Regions from separate parts of the Homo sapiens genome. Here region 1 is linked to region 2. A link is an interaction called in ENCODE POLR2A ChIA-PET data of the cell type or tissue named here. Cell type or tissue: PC-3. All regions are shown on one strand. Links, peaks and the distances in the headings refer to the core of each region. The heading gives the core; the rest is flanking DNA. Region 1 has its middle 91 kb from the start of GC. Region 2 overlaps SLC4A4 (solute carrier family 4 member 4).

What was found. Peaks named below come from ENCODE experiments on the same cell type or tissue, not always from the same donor. Only the 100,000 strongest peaks of a DNase experiment are listed, where the experiment ranks them.
Region 1: POLR2A ChIA-PET joins it to region 2 with 14 read pairs; 2 of 35 experiments call an interaction of 5 or more read pairs at or near these places.

What each region holds. Positions count from the first base shown.
Region 1 is chr4:71,686,775-71,699,141 of GRCh38, reverse strand. No RefSeq gene overlaps it. Among named protein-coding and RNA genes, the nearest start is that of GC, 91 kb to the left of the region's middle. In PC-3, for the core only: no CTCF peak of the experiment used is centred there; no DNase peak of the experiment used is centred there.
Region 2 is chr4:71,556,259-71,564,258 of GRCh38, reverse strand. It overlaps SLC4A4 (solute carrier family 4 member 4), which reads right to left. Exons shown (of 26, transcript NM_001098484.3): 22 at 6,374-6,547; 23 at 4,005-4,166; 24 at 370-466. Among named protein-coding and RNA genes, the nearest start is that of GC, 220 kb to the left of the region's middle. In PC-3, for the core only: no CTCF peak of the experiment used is centred there; DNase peaks (open chromatin) are centred at 3,788, 4,128 and 5,818; H3K27ac peaks cover 3,113 bases.

The DNA.
Region 1 (12,367 bases), core at 2,011-10,010, 130 kb before region 2:
CCTTTTCAGCTTGTTTGATCCATTTTTCTCTCAATAAAATGGTGAGGAAGGTACTTATACAAGTAGAAATTAAGGCTTTTTTAAAAATAGAAATAGAATGGTTACATTCTATGTCATCTTATGTGCTACTTTGTGTATCTCAGCAAACTATGATAATCTCAGAATGGAAGACAACATGTGAAAATGCTAACAAGGGGAAACAGTGACAGGTTTACTCAGGAAGCTGGATTTTCAATTTGAAAATTTGTAAAAGAAGCAAACATGGCCGGGTGCGTGGCTCACGCCTGTAATCCCAGCACTTTGGGAGGCTGAGGCGGGTGGATCACGAGGTCAGGAAGTCAAGACCATCCTGGCTAACACAGTGAAACCCCGTCTCTACTAAAAATACAAAAAATTAGCCGGGCATAGTGGCGGGCGCCTGTAGTCCCAGCTACTCGGGAGGCTGAGGCAGGAGAACGGTGTGAACCCGGGAGGCGGAGCTTGCAGTGAGCAGAGATGGCGCCACTGCACTCCAGCCTGGGCGACAGAGTGAGACTCTGTCTCAAAAAAAAATAAAAATAAAAAAATAAAAGAAGCAAACATGGGTTGATATGAATTTGGAGTTGAAAGCAACATATTAAAATGGAGAAAACTATTCTAGAACAAGTAATGGGAAGCCTACCAATGGCCTGCTAATCTGACAAGCAACTTAGATTTTGGGGCGGTATTGGACAAATGCTTACAATTAATTAACTCCTGAAAATCCCTGGAAACCAACTGACAAACTTGCCATTTCAAAGACAAACTCTTGACCTTTGGCACAGTTCTTCTTAATACCAGTGGTGTGGAAGTAACAGGACAAGGGGTAGTTCCCACAGCTACTTAGAAAAGTTTGTCTCCTTCTGGGAGTCTGGAGATCAGAGTTTCTACAGCGGTGGGACTTTTGACTACTCATTTACCCTCTCTGGGTCTGAATTTCTTCCTCAGAGAATAAGAGTGTGATACAAACAGTTAATTGCCCCAGTATTTCTTTTAGTAACAAAACCTTCAAATGTTACTTAGGCATAAGAATGCCCAGCTAGAGACTATCTTTCCAGCCTTCCTCATAGCTAAGAGTGGCCATGGGCTAGCAAGAATGATATTGTAATTTTTATTTCATTTCCTTAAAGACAAAGCCACTTGACTTGGACTCTCCCCTGTCCCACTGGCTGGGAAATGGCCATAACTGGAGCCACCACCTATACCCAGGAATGAGAGCCTGGTGTTGAGGATATCAGAGCCCCCCACGAGCACAGGATCCTGACAGACATCGCTGAACAGAGATGCCCATCAGCCCTCCACTACTTAATTCTGGACTTTTACATGAAGAGAAGAAAAAATACTTCTTTCTTATTCAAACGGCTTTAGTTACATTAGCTCAGCATGAACCCTATACAGAAGGTCCTACACAAACTACCTCTGAAGTATGTGCCAGTTCTGACTGTTCATAAATGGAAGAAACAGAAGTTTTGCCTTACGACTGAAACAAAGAGATTAAACCTTGCTATTCTGCCAGTGATGATCACAGAAGCCCATGTTAAGGCTTAAGATCAATTTTTAAATGATAACCTTTTCTTCTTTTTCTCAGCATCTCAGACTTACAGGCCCCATCATTATATCTTTTAATTGTTCTGTTAATCACTTTCAATATACCTCTACTTCACTATCATGCAGTATGACAATAGATTACCTTCATTATAAAGGCTATCTTCAAATTCCCACAGGCATTTAGTAAAGTTTCATTATCCTCAGACATAATCCTATGAGAAGATTAGATCACTTAAAGTAGTTTTCTGCCGATCAGCATAAAGCAGCCAGGGAGGGCTTGCAGTTGAGTGAGGTTTGAAACCTGAAATCCTGCAGCTCACATGGGACAGCCAGAAGGAGCTCTGGGAGAATCAACTTAAGTTGACTCAACATTGCTCTTGCTTATGTAAGTCATTTCTCAACATGAACGTAAAAAATGCTGTCATCGGCCAAGCACAGTGGCTCACGCCTGCAATCCCAGCACTTTGGGAAGCTGAGTTGGGCAGATTGCTTGAGCCTAAGAGGCCAGCCTGGGCAACATGGTGAAATCCCATCTCTACAAAAAAAAAATTGGCCAAGTGTGGTGGTGTGCACCTGTAGTCCCAGTCTCTCGAGAGGCTGAAGCTGGAGGATTGTATGAGCCAGGGAGGTCCAGGCTGCAGTAAGCCAAGATCACACCTCTGCACTCCAGCCTGGGTGACAGAGTGAGACCCTGTCTCAAAAAACAAACAAACAAACCAACAAAAAAACCTAACAACAATAACAAAAGTCGTTCTCATCATTTTGTAAAAGCCCAAACTTAAATACTTGAGTTTACAGAAATTTTACAGTCATGCACAAGTTGTCTCGTTACTAATTATTCAACATTTTATTAGCAATTTTTTCAGTTGAAGCCTAATGTAAAGTCTCAGTAATCTGAAAACATCAAGAGTTATTTGACTAAAATGAATTCTTTGTGCAAATTTAAACTTCGATGTCTAAAGGAGAAAAATACATTATGGATGACAAATGGATTCAGAAGCATAGAAAATTTCCCAAGACAGAATTTTGTACAAGAAAGAGATCTGGAGCTCTCAAAGGCCAGCTAAATGGCCTCTATGAACATGGGGTAGGGAGAGCTGATATCTACAGGAAGAACTAAAGAGATGCCAAAAATGAAAGTGGAGAGATCCAATATGTTGTACCACCTACTAATCCATCTCCCACATTGAAGCCAGGGCAATCATTTAAAATCACAAATATGATCATTTCCACTCCCCTGCTTAAAATTCATAAATGGTTTGCCATGGCCCTTAGAAAAAATGTACAAAATGCTAAGTTCACCTAAAGTGTATTATGTGCTTGAACCCTAATTGCCTTTCTGAGATCACGTCAAACCATTATCCCCACTCCTCTCTCCAGGCTAGGCATGTCTGCCCAAAATGTCACATGTTGAAGTTCTGACTCCTCAGAATGTGACCTTATTTGGAAATAGAGCTATGTCAGATGTCATTTGCTAAGATGAGGTCCTTCTAGAGTAGAGTGAGCCCTTAATTCACTAGTGTCCTTATGAAAAGGGGAACTTAGACCTAGGCTCATACAAGGAGGATGCCATGTGAGGATGCAGGCAGAGATGGGGATGATGTTTCTACAAGCCAAAGGGACCAAGGATTGCCAGCAAATCACCAGAAGCTAGGGGAGAGGCATGAAACATTCTTCCTCATAGCCCTCAGGAGGAGCAAACCCAGCTGACACCTTGATCTCGGACCTCTAGCCTTCAAAACTGTGAGGCAATAAATTTCTGTTGTTTTAAACCACCCAGTTTGCTGTAGTTTGTTACAGCAGCCACAGGAAAATAATGCAATGGGATTCTCTCAACTCTTTGTATGGACCTTTGTCCATGATGTTCCCTTTTTCTAACAGAGCAACTTCCCTCCTCTTCTCCTAGTTAAGACAGCCTTAAGTGTTGCTTTAAACAACATTTTCTCTAGAGTGAGACCTTCTTTAACCTCCCATGCTAGGTAAGATCTATCTTCTCCTCCACACTACATTTACCCCAGATTTTACAGGACCTCGCACTTCTTCAAAGCCCTAGTTTCTTCTGAACTCTTTCATTATTGGCTTAATGTCTATCTTCTGCATTTGACTGTAAACCTAGGCTGGGACTGTGTCTGGATCATTCATGTCTATGTTCTCTGTGCCTAGACCAGCAGCTGGTACATAATTTGTGCTCAAGAAACATTCATTGACTAGCTTCCTTCATTTTAACTTGGACGCCTCTGATTCCAAATATTGTTTCAAAGATCTCACATCCTTAGTAATAATTCCCACCAAAATATTTCTGCCCTCATGTATATATTCATGTGCCTGAAGGCAGCCTCATATTTCTATAATTCGTTGTTGTCATACCTAACATTTTATTCCATTCCACCACACATCTGTATAAGCAATAATATTTGTAAATGTACTGGTCTCCAGGAATGTTTTTGATTTGAGTCCTATATTACTGAAAAGAATCTTAATTATTTGGCAAGCTGACATCCTCGTAAGATTCTATCTGCCCAGCAAGACAGATGAGAGAAATCGTGTGAGAGAGGACACTAAAGCAATGAAGCTCTTTTTATAAAACAATCACTTGTATAACCCGTATTTCCTGATATGAAAACTTCTGGTGAGGCACTGAAGTGAGGGGTTTGGTGAAAACTATCTAGAATCTATGGAATAGCAAAAGTTAATCTCAAAACATCAATATCTGTATCTATCCATATGCCTGCCTATCTATGTATATTTGTAAAAAGACAAAAAGAACAAATGGTTTGGGATAGGTTATTTGTACCTGTCTATAATTTTAACTTAGTCTGATTTTTTATTCTAAAGAATTGCACCAATTTTTGAAAAGAGTCTGTTTAAATAGACAGACTGAGAAACATCTCTGTCATGGAGCTCTTGGTGAGTATGTTCGCTAAGTAGAAACATTTTGATTATCCTAGAGAAAAAATTCTGAATAAATATAAATTTGACAAATATTTTCCTAAGAGGATAATAGCTGGAGATACTACATTACTTATTATGTTTTCAGACAGGTTCTGCTGGTCACAGAAGAACTAAAGGGTGCTAAGTCCATTTTGATTTCCATCATACAGTGGCATACAATATGATAAGGTCTACTACTCTTGGGTATGAGAAGACCAAGGTGACTAAATTTGCCCTAGTCTTCATTTAGTAAATATTTCTTAGGCATTAATTCCATGTCAGCTATTGCAGTAAATGCTGTTAATGCAAGTTGAGTAAAAATAATAGTAACAGCAAGAATCACTGATTTTTATCACCAGTTCATTATGTGCCAGGCACTATACTAAATGCTTTAAATACATCATCTCCTTTCATCCTCACCATAGCCCTGTGACGAAAGTACTATTATTGTCCTTATTTTATGGGGAATGTAAATCTCAGACAGATCTGAGGTTTTTTGTAAAATTGACCTTGTAATTTTTATAAGGTCATAGAGCTAGGATTTAAGTACAGCTCTGTTTTACTCCATTGCCAAAGTTCTCACCCAATACTACTTTAATTGTACTACTTCACAGTATAGCATGGCTCAATCACTAAAATTCTTTCCCCAAATCCATAAAATTCAATTTGAGATTTTGACCTAAGAAAGATAATGTAGAAGTGGGTTTGAGAAAGGGGATTTAATTCCACGGTAATACAGAAATGGCATTAAGTAATCTTTTCTTAGAATGAGTTTATGGACCATTTCACATAAGCTCTCCAAGTTCAAAAGTCAGGATTATAGTAATTTTGGCTTGACTCAAGTGACTAAAGAAAAACAGAATTGAAAGAAAGGGCTTTCAGAAGCTCAAGTCCAGTGTGTGTGTGTGAGTGTGTGTGTGCATGCAAAATGAAAATAGTATAGAAAAGAGAGCTGGAGTTTTGAATCAATAAATAAATCCATTCTGGTTTTTAGTCACTAAAGCAAAAAAAAAAAAAAAAAAAATTGAGTCTGCATACATTTTTTGGTAAGGGAGAATCCAAAGCTTTCCTGAGTTCTCCAAAAAGATTTTCACCCAAAATTCTCAGCTAAAAGTGGGGAAAAAACATTTTTCAAGAATCCAAAGAGAAGGTAGTGTACAAATGTAACTATTAGTTGAACTCAGAATTCTGGAAATCATCGGAGAACAACTGTAAAGTACAGAATAATTGGCTTCCAAGCCTGTGTATCCCTGACACGTGTCATTTTGGTATTTTATCTGTCAGGCCTCTTCCCCACCATTGATCTTTCCTTCTGTGAATTTAATACTCCTGGCCTCTCTCTGCCTCCCCCTCTCATTTAGTTCCAGATACATAGAAAGACTTAATCTGATCAGTGAATTTGGGAGAGTAACTGTGAATGGAAGCTTCCAGGAAACATGCTACCCTCTGCAGCTTGGGAAGAATCTACACTTGGAGCAGGAAACTCCTGCCCTATTCTAGTGCAAATGAAGCTGAATAGATGCCCTTCAAATTCTAGATACAGCGTCAGGGGCCAACTTATACAGAGACAAAGTCAAATTATCTAGTTTTATTAGTAATTAAGGTCATTTTTGAGGCCTGTATATACTGACCCTTTTCTTTCTGTTCTTCACTTATTCTGAAACTGAATGTGGATGCAGTGTATTATTTATCAGACCTTTTCAAAGAATCCAAAACTATACATAAATACATAACAAGCTGGCAAATGGAATGCAAAAGAAAATGTTTCTCCTTGGCATATTCTGGAAGTAAACAACTAGAAGCAGATAGAGGGGACTTACAAAAGCCCAGAGAGGTGACAAGAAGAAAGTTTCTAGCCCTAAATCTGCAGCCATGGAAACATTTGATAGAAGAGAATTCGAATTAGCATTGAGGCAGTAAGTGGGGACAATTCTGACTAATAGAAGAAAGTCTTCCAGGTATTGTTCAGATATTTTATTTTCTAGCCATCCCATCTTTTATCTTTCATTTTCTTTTCTAACCATGATAACTTAAGCAGGAATTGTACAAGGCATGTGTTTTGCTCACGTCTTATTCCAGAGAGCATAATGGACCAAGGGCTCCAGCTTGGAAATCTGTACCAGGGTTTGCTTCAAGGCTACTCCTCTCACAGGCTGCTCCAGCCAGTGACTGACTGTAGCACTGATACTAAGGCAGATCCCATTCCAGAGAAACACTGGACTTTTTTTTGACCAACTTTGTATTGAGGATTTCCTGGTGGCTTTGCCAAAACTGTGTGGCACTCCACCCAACATTCACTCACACTCTCTCTGTCTGTCTGTCTCTCTCTCTCTCTCTGTCTCTCTCTCTTTCATTCTGGGTTAGACGTGCATAGTGGTCAGGTGGTTCTCCTATTTCCTTCACACAGGCATGTTCCCCTAATAGAGTTTATATGTTTAATCTCATCCTGGTATCTGCTTCTTGGAGGACCCTGAGGGAAAGTTTTACAGATAGCACAAATAGAATTCATTTATACTGGAAAAGAGCCAGAGTGACCAGCATTTATACAACTTTATAAAATAATAAAAGAACAGTTAGCTAAAGGTTTAGAAGATAGTTAATACAGCTCAATAGCCAATGCAAGGTGGTCCTGTACTTTAAAGGAAAGATGTTGTGTAATGTCAGAAAGAAATAATAGCACTTGGATTTGTCAGAACTGTTACTGACTCTGTCTAGTAAGCATGAGTATGGGAGAAGGATTGGCATGGGGTTTAGCTGAGAATGAAACGTAGGCATAGACCCAAAACAAAGAAAGAACACAGCGACTTTCCTATTCGCACTGACCATGAGTTTTATCAGCACCACTTAAAGAAGTGATTGGTGATTAGCACTAGAAATGCATTATTTGGCTTTATTCAGTGGGTTTCCAGAGTGTAGAGTAGAGTGTAGTAGAACAAGAAATAGCACCCCTTACAGATTGGTGCCTCAACAAGATATATCTTGTTTACGTGGTACTCTTCCAAAATAAATCTGAGCCTTGCCAATTCCCTCCATTACATCATACCTAAGAGACAAGTGGAAGTACAGAATTTTGCACCTGCTTTGTGGTGCATTGGTAAGCAGACTCTAGAGCTGTGATGTCCAATGCCGTAGCCACTAGCTACATGTAGCTATTTAAATTTTAATTATAGGCCGGGTGCAGGGGCTTAGGTCTGTAATCCCAGCACTTCAGGAGGCTGATGTGGGCAGATCACTTGGGGCCAGGAGTTCAAGACCAGCCTGGCCAACATGGTGAAACCCTGTCTCTACTAAAAGTACAAAAATTAGCCAGGTTTGGTGGTGGATGGCTGTAATCCCACCTACTCGGGAGGCTGAGGCAGGAGAATCGCTTGAACCCAGGAGGCAGAGGTTGCAGTGAACTGAGATTACACCACTGCACTACAGCCTGGGTAACAGAGTGAGACTTTGTCTCAAAAAAAATAAATCAATAAACAAATAATAAAAAAAAAAAGAAAAGAAATTTAAATTATTTAAATTTGAGCAAAATTTAAAATTCAGTTCCTCACTGCACTGTCCACATTTCAAATGCTAAGCAGCTATATATGACTAGTGGTTTCTGCATAAGACAGCACAAATATAGAATATTTTCATCATCAAAAAAGATTTTTTTTTTGGAGACAGAGTCTCATTCTGTCACCCAGGCTGGAGTGCAGTGACGCAATCTCAGCTCACTGCAACTGCAACTTCTGCCTCCCGCGTTCAAGTGATTCTCCAGCCTCAGCCTCCTGAGTAGCTGGGATTACAGGCACGTGCAACCACACCAGGCTAATTTTTGTATTTTTAGTACAGACGAAGTTTCACCATGTTGGTCAGGCTGGTCTCGAACTCCTGACTTTGTGATCCCCCCTCCTTGGCCTCCCAAAGTGTTGGGATTACAGGTGTGAGCCACTGCGCCTGGCTCAAACAAAAAAAAAATTTAAACAGTCCTGTTCTGGAGGAATTCTCTTGGGACAGAATAGTAATCTGACTTCTTAAAGTGATTCTGTCACCTCTGGTGTGGGGAGAGAGTGTAAGGTCACTGTACCAGCACAGTTCCTTCTCACATCTACTAAAGAGGCATAAAGAGTCTGCCATTGTTTTTAGGAGCCACTGAGGAAGGCTCAGTTTCTTCTGGGATAATGATTAGTAACCAATAAATTTCACTGAAATCTTTAGTTTATTTGATTTTTTCCCCCATGCATTGGTTAATGAGATAAAGTTTTAGGACAACGGAAACTCCAGGTAAGTAAGCAATGGGCTGGCAAAGGGATGAACCAACCCTATTTGGAAAACCACATGGACATGGGAATCAGCATAATGTTTAGTCTGTCTTAGAAGAACCACGGCTTGGAAGACTCCTGTAGCTAGAGGAAGAAACTGAGCTTCAAGTGAGGAGTGGAAAGGAGGCCTAGCCTACTCTTTAGAGACACCCTGGTCTGAAAGCGTTTAGGTGTGCAGATGCTGTTGAGCTTACAACAGAAAATTAGCATCTCAAGAACAGGGAATATTTCTGCCAGAATTGTTGATTCTGCTGGGGAAAAAAATGCAGTCACTGACAAACCCAACTAAGAAACTCCAAGCATTTCCTGCTGATATCTAGGTGATCAGGGAGAGCTGTGGGTGGCCAGATGACTGAGAGAGCACACCACATAGGAAGAGATGCTGGATGGGAGAACAGAGAGCCACAGAGCTGCACTTAGAATATCTAAGATCGTGTTTCCATAGGTCTTATATTGGTACATTCTTCATACTCCCATGACTTCGATGATTCCGTGGACTTCAGATCAGTTTGATTCCATGGTTCCTTATGCATTTCTTGGCCTTTACTAAGACAGTTCATTCCTGATTTGGCTTAGGTTTATTTCCTGCTACATTTTTTCCCTTTAAAAGGGGCATCTCTGCCCACTAACGCCTTGGCCTGTGATTGTCATTCTCCTACTCACACTCTTCTCCATATTCTCAGCTCCAGGCTGATCTACTCCCTTTTTTCTACCAAGTCAGACTTGCTCACGCTGGTACCAATAAGTTCTGCCTCTCAATCCAGATTTATGGATGGGACAGGATACATTTTCTAAGAATAGATCAATATATACAGTTTACCTTCCAGAGGACTGATTAAGAATTCTTTGGCTTTCTCAGCTTCATTTGTTATTTCAATCTTTCATTAAATTAACCAGGCATTTATTCATTCAATCATTCAGTAAACATTTATTGAGGGTACATGATGCACCCAGACACTGGTTTAGCACTGGAGATACAGTGGTGAACAAGACAGAGAAATGTCCTGAATATAGCTGTTTACGTTGTAGTGGGGAAAGACAGATCATACACAAAGGGAAAAGTAAATTGAATTATTTCCAATAGTAGCAATTGTTATTTGAAAATAAGGTGGAGTAATGAGATACATAATACTGGGGGAAGTGATCAATTTAAACACATTGATCAATTATGTTCTCTTAGAGTAGGTGAAAAATTGAGCAGGAACATGAATGTTGAAAAAAAGTCCATCACGTAAAGGTCCAGGAGAAGACCTGCCCAGGCTGAGAGAACAGCAAGTATACAGGCCCAAAGGTGTGAGTGAGCTTACCATGTTCAAGGGAAAAGGATAAGTGTGGCTGGAACAGAATGAGGAGAGACTGAAAGGAGAAAAAAAAAAGTGGAGAGTTAACATTATGAGGTTCTATCAAACAGTTTGAATTTGATTCTAATTGGAAGATCACTGAAGGGTTTGGAATAGGGTGGTAATGTTATTTAACTTCAGTGTTATAAAGAGTTCTCTAGGCAATATATAGAATTTACATCAGTCATGGTCCCAGCAAGAAGAAGAGGCACACTCAAAAAGGGCTTAACTAAAGAGAGATCAATGAAGGGACTACATGTGGAGGCATGGGTAGGATTAAGGAACCCAACAAGGGTTAGTGAAGTACCCAGAGCAACAGAGAAGAGCTGTTACCTCAAAGCCTGAAGGGACAAATGGAAGAAAAAGGAGTATATAAGCCTTGGGAGAGCTGAAGCAAGAGAAGACTACCCGACAAGAGCTGTTATCTATGGAGATACACAACCACTGCCAGACTGTGGAAGGGAAGATGGGGCAAAAGAAATACCCCTTTCCGGCTGGGCGCGGTGGCTCACGCCTGTAATTCCAGCTCTTAGGGAGGCCGAGGCGGGCGGATCACGAGGTCAGGAGATCGAGACCATCCTGGCTAATACAGTGAAACCCCGTCTCTACTAAAAATACAAAAAAAAATTAGCCGGGCGAGGTGGCGGGCGCCTGTAGTCAGTCCCAGCTACTCGGGAGGCTGAGGCAGGAGAATGGCGTGAAGCCGGGAGACGGAGCTTGCAGTGAGCCAAGACTGTGCCACTGTACTCCAGCCTGGGCGACAGAGCAAGGCTCCATCTCGAAAAATATATATATATATGTATCCCTTTCCCTTCTTTCTCCCTCCAACCTTCTACTGGGACTCAACTTTCTGGACCTTCAACCTTCTACTGGGACTCTCAACCATCAAGGCAAGAGAGTCAGGCAAGTGGACCCAGATAACTCCTTTCATAATGGTCAGCTACCAAATGGTCACAACAGGGCAAAAAAAGATAGGGAATGAATATGGAGGGTGAAGAAGGAAGCAAAGAGAACAGATTAAATCAGATTAAAACAGAACAGAGGAAATCTGTGAGATTTAGAGGAGCAAGAGTAAATCTGTGAGAAACAATTGAGAACATAGCATGATAATAAGTGCTGTGGAAAATAAACTTACAGTGTAATATAAAAAAGATTTTCCAGGCTGGGCTCGGTGGCTCATGCCTATAATCCCACACTTTGGGAGGCCAAGGCAGGTGGAGCACAAGGTCAGGAGATAGAGACCATCCAGGCCAACATGGTGAAACTCCATCTCTACTAAAATACAAAAAAAAAAAAAAATAGCTGGGTGTGGTGGCATGCGCCTGTAGTCCCAGCTACTCGGGAGGCTGAAGCAGGGGAACCACTTGAACCCAGGAGGCAGAGGCTGCAGTGAGCCAAGATTGCACCACTGCACCCCAGCCTGGTGACAGAGCGAGACTCCATCCCAAAAAAAAAAAAAAGATTTTCCAACATTAACCATCATTTTCTTAAAATTCAGAGGTGAAGAGAAGTTTATAAATATTGTGTTTACCTACTGTATTAAGGTGACCTCATTCCACTTAAAGAAGATAGTGCTTATGAAAAATAACCTCAGTATCTTTTGAGATGAATAAAGGAAGAACCAGTTATGTAAAAATCATAAAATTAAAAAAAACAAAAAGCAGGTCATATGGCAAAAACCTACTTTATCTTCTGAGTTTGTTCCCCCACAGTATTTGTGCTGGCCTCCCTAGCTCTTAAATAAATACTCTCCCAGGTAGAAATATGAATGATAAATGATTGTGGGCAAACATTTAAACTATGTTTCCATGAGAAGCAAACATTAACTTCAAGAAGAATGTTCTCATAACCATAGTGCCTGAAACCCAGTTTTTCTTCCACTTTTATAACATCTTCATCTTTTCTCCATTCTTTACCTTCTGGGACAGTGAACCATGGAAAACTAACAATATAACAGGAAGATTTTATTAAAACAGAAGAAAAGTTAGAAATTCCTTTAGCATTGTAATAATCAGACTGTGTGATTGGAACAATCTTAGCAATGTTAGGTAAGGCTGAAAAAGGGGACAGGGAATCCTTTAGCACAACGATGATTAGGAATCTTGTTAATGAAGGAGCCCATCTTAGAAGTAGAAAGATTTGCTTGCCTGTTCTTTGTTTTCTTTTTATTATCCCCCTTCACCTTTGCATAAGGTTTGAGCTCTTTCCACCTTACCATCCAAAACGAAAGAT
Region 2 (8,000 bases), core at 1-8,000:
AGTTAAAACCTAAGGAAGACAAACAGTGACAGTGATGTAGTATTATAAGCTGCAATTCTCAATACCAACAGAAAAAAAAAGAAAAATCAATTAAAAACATGGTTATTAATTTAGCCATTGGAAAAACTGGGGATGATTTGGGTAAGAGAAAAGACTACCAAATAAAAATTTAAAAGTTTATGGATAAAAGGAAGAATGAAGCTTAGGGTATGTAAAAACAAAGTTTTATTATAATTAAGTGTAAATCTTCTCATAGAAAAAGGAAAAACAAAATTGAGGGAAAGTTAATGCAGATGGCCATTCTAAAGTGTTTTCTCTGTAAGTGCAAATCATATTCAAGCAAGCATGCAAGAGGTTAGTTCTACTCACTGTCAGAAGGTTTGCTATCGCTTAGGAAAGGTTGCTGTTCCATGATGTCCATTGGAATTTTAATACTTGGAACTTTTTCTGAGTATGGGCAGTCAGACTGTGAAAAAAATGTACAAGAGGTTTTAGAATGTTTTTATTATACAGCCCTTCCTATCTCCTAGCATCGATCAAACCGTTTTCTATAATCATTTACATACTACTAAGGAGAAAAGCCTTATAATTACTTCCAGTTTGCCATCTTTTAACTGCATTCCTTCTTTCCCCCTCACATTTGTTTTCCACTCTTCTAAGTTAATGGTATTGAGTCAATTAAAACTATAACTGCACAAAATAGAGATCGATCTACAACTGAATTGTAAAGCTTTCTATCAGACTCCCAATCAGCAATGTTTATGAGTTGTATGTGTGAAGCAAATGATCTCAATGCAAAAACAGATTAAACATAGGAAACTTCCCAGGTTATAATACGGTCTTGAAATTCTTGTTTTGTTTATGCTGATTCCGTCTCTAGATAAAATCATGACCGATCTTTCCTTCTAGAACAAGTGACAGACTTTTTATATATCCACTATCAAGAAGCCTTCTATGTACACTAGAAAATAAACTTTCCTCTCTTACTTTAAGTACTATTTTATGGATAAAGGTTCATTTCAATTAGCTTGTGCCAAAGATATCTGAAAATGTAAGCAAAACATAAGAAAATAAAATGTTTAAAAAGGTGTCTATGATGGTCAGATAAGCAGAGAATCATAATGGAAATGACAAAACCAGGCAGCTAATCATGGGACTGCTTAAAGAACAAGCCACCTAGCCCAAATTATAATAGATTTCCCAAAGATTACCACTTTGTTTTTTTTAAATGCATTATATTGATTCCAAGTCTATGTTTGGGCTGAAAGACCCAATATATCTCTTAATTAAAAGTACCAAAAAGATGGTTTTTAGTTGAAAATAAAATGAGAATTAATGTTAATAAAATCTTAACATAAAGCCTATTACCTACATGGAAAATTCCTTTATTTATGACTCTAAAGAGGTTAATGAACAACAGTATCCTTTTAGAGAACTAAGATAATGCATTCAACGAGCAAAAAAGAAAAAAAAATAAAGATGCCACACATAAACAATATTAATCTTAAATGTAAAGGGGCTAAATGCCCCAATTAAAAGACACAGACTGGCAAATTGGATAGAATCAAGACCCATCGGTGTGCTGTATTCAGGAGACCCATCTCACATGCAAAGACACACATAGGCTCAAAATAAAGGGATGGAGAAATATTTACCAAGCAAATGGAAAGAAAAAAAAAAGCAGTGGTTGCAATCCTACTCTCTGATAAAACAAATTTTAAACCAACAAAGATCAAAAAAGACAAAGAAGGGCATTACATAATGGTAAAGGGATCAATGTAACAAGAAGAGCTATAATTTTCACTAATTGTGCTCATAAATATTATATTATAGCTGTAACCCTCATGTCCCCGCATGACTCCCTATATCCATGGGCCCCAAACCCTATGACTAAAAAGTAAACTTAGGAGAACCACATTTGTAATGTGGAGCCCCTAAATAATGAGTTCAACACACAGAACATACTGCACAGACGTACTCTAAATTGCCTAGCTGGATTCACTGCCTAGGAACCAATGTATATGTTTATTTGTTTGTTTGTTTTGGAAAGGGTAGGATGAAGAGGAAGAGGTAAAAAACAAGTACGACACTTTGGCTTCAAGAAATCTGTTGGAAACACAGAGTTGAACATGGTAAATATTAATACAAAAAAACACTTTAAATGAAATAGGATTTGTTGGAAATCATATCTAAGAATTGGAAGAACTTCTAAGGAGTTCTTTTGATCCAACTTTTGTCACTAGAGAGCAGTACATTTAAAACATTCTCCAAAGCTGATATTTTACTATTTTTTCTCAAAAATCATTACAGAGGGGGATTCCATAATCCCCGACTTCACACACTCATAATGTGTAATGAACTTTAAATTTGATGTCCAGGTACATAAGTTGACATATTTATTTTGGACAAAATACTGCTTTAATTATTTTAATATTTCAGGCAGCCTTTTATTTTTTTGGTCTTGAGTGGTCCAGAAATTCATTTCAAATTTTAATTTCTATTAAATGTGTAAACACATCGTTCTTCGGACTATTACGTCTTAGTCTCTTCTGTAGTTTAAACACATTCTTTTTCTGTCATCATTGGAAACAAAATCTATATACCTGTTCTCATTGCAGATGGATGATGACAGACATAAAGCTCTTTTCACCTCTTTTTCTCTTTAGCTAAATGTGCCTCATGCATTAAGCCTTTTTCTTATTGAATCAATTTATGTGAAATCCAATTCTGTCTCTTGCCTTCTTTCACTGTACTATTTCCAAGTTCTACAAAAAGAATACAATCAGATAGCCTGACCAGTTAGAAATAACCAGAGAGGCCTGGATTTGAGTTTTGGCCTTGCCACTATGGCTGTGTACAATTAGAAAAATGACTTATATATGTCAAAGCATCACCTTACATATATACAATTTTATTTGTCAATCGTACCTCAATAAAGCTTTAAAATTTCTAAAACATATTTAACATTTCTCAGTCTAAATCTCCTCATCTGTAAAATGGGAACAAAAATAAATAATGTGATAACAAGCTATTGAGACAATTAAGGATAAAGTATGCAATGATCAATCAAAGTTATCAAGTACTAAGTAGAAACTAACAATTAACAATATTCCTACTTTAGAATGGGTAATGAGGCACAAAAAATCATTTGTGATACTGCACTGTGTAAAATCCAGAGCAAATTTTCAAATGGAAAACATTATTTTGGCAATCTTTTCAAAAGGCTACTGGAATAAGGTGTCCGCATGTGTTAAAGTAAACAAATCCCAGTTTTCCTCCTAGTACTGATTACAGATCCCTGCTGGAGAATCTGTATTTCTGTGAGCTGGTCTCCTAAAGAAAAAACTGGGCAACAATTTTACTTCTCAACTTAATCACCTAATTGGAGGAGGACCCTCTGGACTATGACACTAACCACTATAATTATGTAAAAAGACCCCAAACTCCCATTCCCTTTTCTTTTTATTGAAGAACTACAGAAAAATAATGCTGAATCATATCAGTATAAATATAATGCTAATATTAATATAACAGCATAGAACTTTGGTGGAGAGCCTACTCAAATAGATTCACAGATCACGTGAAGTGAGATCATTGACATCTATCCACATTAGGCTTAAAATTACATAAAATTGAGTTATTATCTCAAATATAAGCCCTGGGTTATTAATAGAAACCAAATACATTTTATAGCATTACTAAGCAAACTTCCTTTATATCTATGAGATCAGAATTTTTTTAATGTGGTGGGTTTTTAAATTTTTTAGAAGTCATTATTAGTCATTATGTCATTATTAGTGTATTAATGGTTACAGAAAGAATTCAGAAAACATAAAAAACCAGAGAATATAAAGGGCAAAGGGAGGTGAAATGAGTAATACACCACATGTCCAGATAAACATTCTTAGAACTCAGCCCTCCATTTCACATCAGGTATAAAAAGGGACAATTTTCACATTTGTTTCTTTAACTAGCTTTCCTTTGGAATTTGGAAAGTTCCTTACATCATCATTGTCACTGTCCAGACTTCCCTTCTTCTTTTTCTTTTTCTTCTCATCCTCCTTCTTTTTCTTGTCCTTTTCTGGAATGACATCATCCAGGAAGCTGAGGTCGTGCTGGGAGAAGAGGTAGTCCATGCCTTTTCTGACAGCTACAAGTGCCAAGATCTGAAAGAGCAAATATTAAAAGTATGAAAGAAACCATGTCAGATGAAGTCACAGCAAGCATAGATACTCTCCTATCAAAGACCACAGAAACCTACTTTGTGTAAGGCTAGATAGAGTATGACAGACCTGATCTTGACGGTATGGACTTATACCGAGTGAACTCTCATAATTTTCTACATGGGGAAAGTTGTTTTATAAAAGTCTTAGTTGAAACTCACTTTGTTTTGTTCACCAAAATGCATGATCACATTCAATTAGAATTTTAATGTGAAAAGATTGTTTTTCAAAACCATTGCCTTCCATGTGAGATTTTAAATAAAATAATTAAAAGTTTAAAGTAAAAAAATAGCTGGCATATGATTTCTAAGTATTAAAAATTAAAACATCATAAAGGTTTTTAGCAATCAAGAAAATCTGTACGACACATATAACACTAAGACATCTTCAAAGTATTCACAATGAGGTAGTATTTGAATATGCATAGACCATTTCATTCACTGGGCTACTTCAATCACCACCGTTAACTGAATATTTAACATGTCCCAGACATTATGTTAAACTCTCAGGCAATATTATCTCATTTATTCTTCAGAACAAACCCCCAAAATAGGTATTATTATTTTTATCATACAGCTGAGGAAATTGAAGGTTAGAGACATTAAGTATGTTGTCCAAGGTCCTTAATGTCTGTGAGGGAGATGAACCCAGATAACTGAATAATACAAAGGGTCCCAGTTGTCTGCTTCCAAAACAAATATTCTTGACCTGTGTATTTTTGGTTCTATGAATTGCTCTTGAAGAATAACTTCTGAAGGTACATTAAAGATATCTTTATTCTATATTAAAATTAATATGCAGCAAGTTATAGGCATCCTGACTTGCTTCAAATTAAGCAGTTGTCTTTATCAGCATCGTGCTCTCTATATGACAGTTTCCTCATCACCTAGAGAAATAAATAACATCTGTCCTAACTTCTATTACAGAATTATTTTGTGACCAAATAAAAGTTCTGAAAAGACAAAAACACTTTGGAAAAGTAAACCATTTTAAAATTATTATTTAGCACAAGCAAAAAGTGATTTATTGGATATAATTCAAATGTATCCTGGTCTAGCTTCAATTTTCTTGGTTTCAGCAAAATTTGTAGGTAGGCAGATAACACTAATAGGTATATTTGAGTGTTTCTCATACTCAGTGTGCTTTTCAGTAAGTTAATATAGTTTTTTTTTAAAAAAAGGAAAGAAAGACATAAGCCACCATTAAGAAAAAAATCTGACCTAACAAATATCACTAGTATTTAATATCCATTTTTTCTTGCATCCTTGGACGAAAAAAATTTCAAACAACAAATATGAAAAATAAAATAATAATACTGGCTAAGAGTAAGAGGATTCTTATAAAAATAAAATGTGGTAAGTGTAGGAAAATTCTGTTTTCAAAGCTGTGGGGGAGATAAAACAGATTTGAGGCTCCCTTTGTGACTTGTTTTAAGTGTACATATATGCATTTTCTTGCAAGAAGTAAAGAGTTATGGTAAAGTATAAAATTCAGTAGTGATGCCAAATACAGAACTCCTTTTTCTCTTCTTTCACTTGTGACTCAGAGTGAAACGTTAGTTGCTTTACCTTGTTTCTCATCATACTATGACAAGGATAGAGAGTCCCACCTTATCTTTAAACTTACCATTATGCAAACCACAAGAAATGTAAAAAGTGAACTTCTCACTCCATTTCCTCTAATGTACTGGATGAGTTCTCACAAGTTGCCAAGCACTTCTTTATTACTTGAACTGAAATGTCCTACACTCTTACTTAGATTAATTCTATTATACAACATTTAAAAAGTAATTAACATGCACTGGTGTCTACTATGTGTCAGGCATTGTGCTACATGCTTGATATTAATTTTTGATGCTCAGAAAAACAACAATGCAACTCCCATTTTACTGATGAGGTAATAGTAGTTCAAAGAAGTTTACTGCTGAGCATGAACGAGGGCCAGTATCTGAACTTAGGTGAGCCTGATTCTAAGGTCCATCCTAGACAACCATAAACATGGGAAATGTAAATTACAACTGATCAAAGTGATGAGGTCAAAGCTGGAAAAATTTGGAACAACACATAAAAGACATGTGTGTCTTCCATATAACAATAACCACATGATACTCATATAATCTCACAGGTACGTTCAATTAAAGGAATCCCTACCATTACTGGAAAAATGATAGCAGCCACCGTTGACTTGAGGATCCAAAGCAGGGCCAGACACAACACCTGCAGGAAAGTGAACAGGTGGACTCTGCGCAGAGGAACATGACGCAGGTAGATGAAGTCAGGCTGATGCTTCAGAGGCATCAGAAGCAGCTTCAGACGATCCATGAACTGGGGAGGAAAGAGGAAAGGAGTCCAACTGCATTACTGCATTACATTTCCACTATGCCTAACTAATCACTACTGATTTATATTCTATAATTTAGGCAAGCAGTGTCCTTTTCAGAGGACAAAGGAATGGTCAAGGAATGCAGAAATTTAGTCAAGCACACTAAAGCACAAGTCTTCAAATCTTTATTATTATATTGCGGGAATGTTATGTAGATGTATAAGAAAAAGTGGCCACTAAAGAATAAGGTCACAAAGAAAAAAAATTCTAGGAGCTCATCTCCTAATTTCTATTTTTACTCTCTGAGTCTCAGGAAAGTGGATCTTTTGCCTATTTTAGTACTAATATGCTGAAGGAAGATGTCTAGCTCATGTATCTTACTCTGCCTCAGTTGTCTTATCTGAACAAAGAGGAGATGACACTATGCATCATATATTAATACATTTCCAGAATGTTTTAAGGATATAAAGGAAGTATCCAACTTAAAAATGGGAATACATTATGTTTTCATAAATTCCATATTACTTATCTGAGTGGCATACTTTGACTAATACACTCAGCAATCTATCACCATTTCTTTTCAGAGAAAAGCCATATGAATACTACAGTGAGTTTCAGGGTCAACATCTGAATCTAAGGGATGCTATCGTATGGTGATGTATAAACAGCTATTGAAATAACTACTGAGCATCTGTGTGTCAGGTGCTGTGCTTCAAAGAATAACTGCCGAATTGACCTTGCCAGTGACGAATGGGAAGATATTCAAGAACCTATCACAGGATCTTTCAATGAAAGATGCTCAGTAAATAGCTATTGAATTGAATAATCATGCAATATGAACTCTGAAATAATATCTCTATTTTCTTTCTGGAGGGAAAGAAGTGCAAAAGTAAATTAGACCATCACAATCTTCTCTAGTGATTTCCTACTTAAAGGGTTTTCTTTTTCCCTCTAGAACTATTTTTGACTGGTGAGGACCTTCTCATTTATAAAGTTTGGGTTACAAAATTTCTTTACAAATTACAAAATTTTCTAAATGAAATCTTACCAAAAAGGTCTAAACAAGGGAGAATCGAGAAAGAAAGAAAGAGAAAAGCCATTAGGGGCAATAGCATTGCAGAATTTAAGAAATCTACTAGCTGGACCCTGGTTGTTTTTCCCCATCATTATTATGTGGTTGATTTTTTCTTCTTTTTAATTAAATAAACATGCACTGAGTTTCAACCAATAAAGCCCCTAAAACACATAGAATTAAACTTCTGATCTAGACCAGGTAATTAAGAGCAAATAAAAATAAGAACTATTTGTCTGTGGGCCATTTCTGTTTCACATTTTTCCATTTTGGGAAATAAAGAATATTTACAATGGCAGGTAAAAATAAAATATTTTTACAGATTTATGCTTCCCAAAAGTTTCATGAGCACAAATAAACTCACATTCATCTAGTCCACTCTA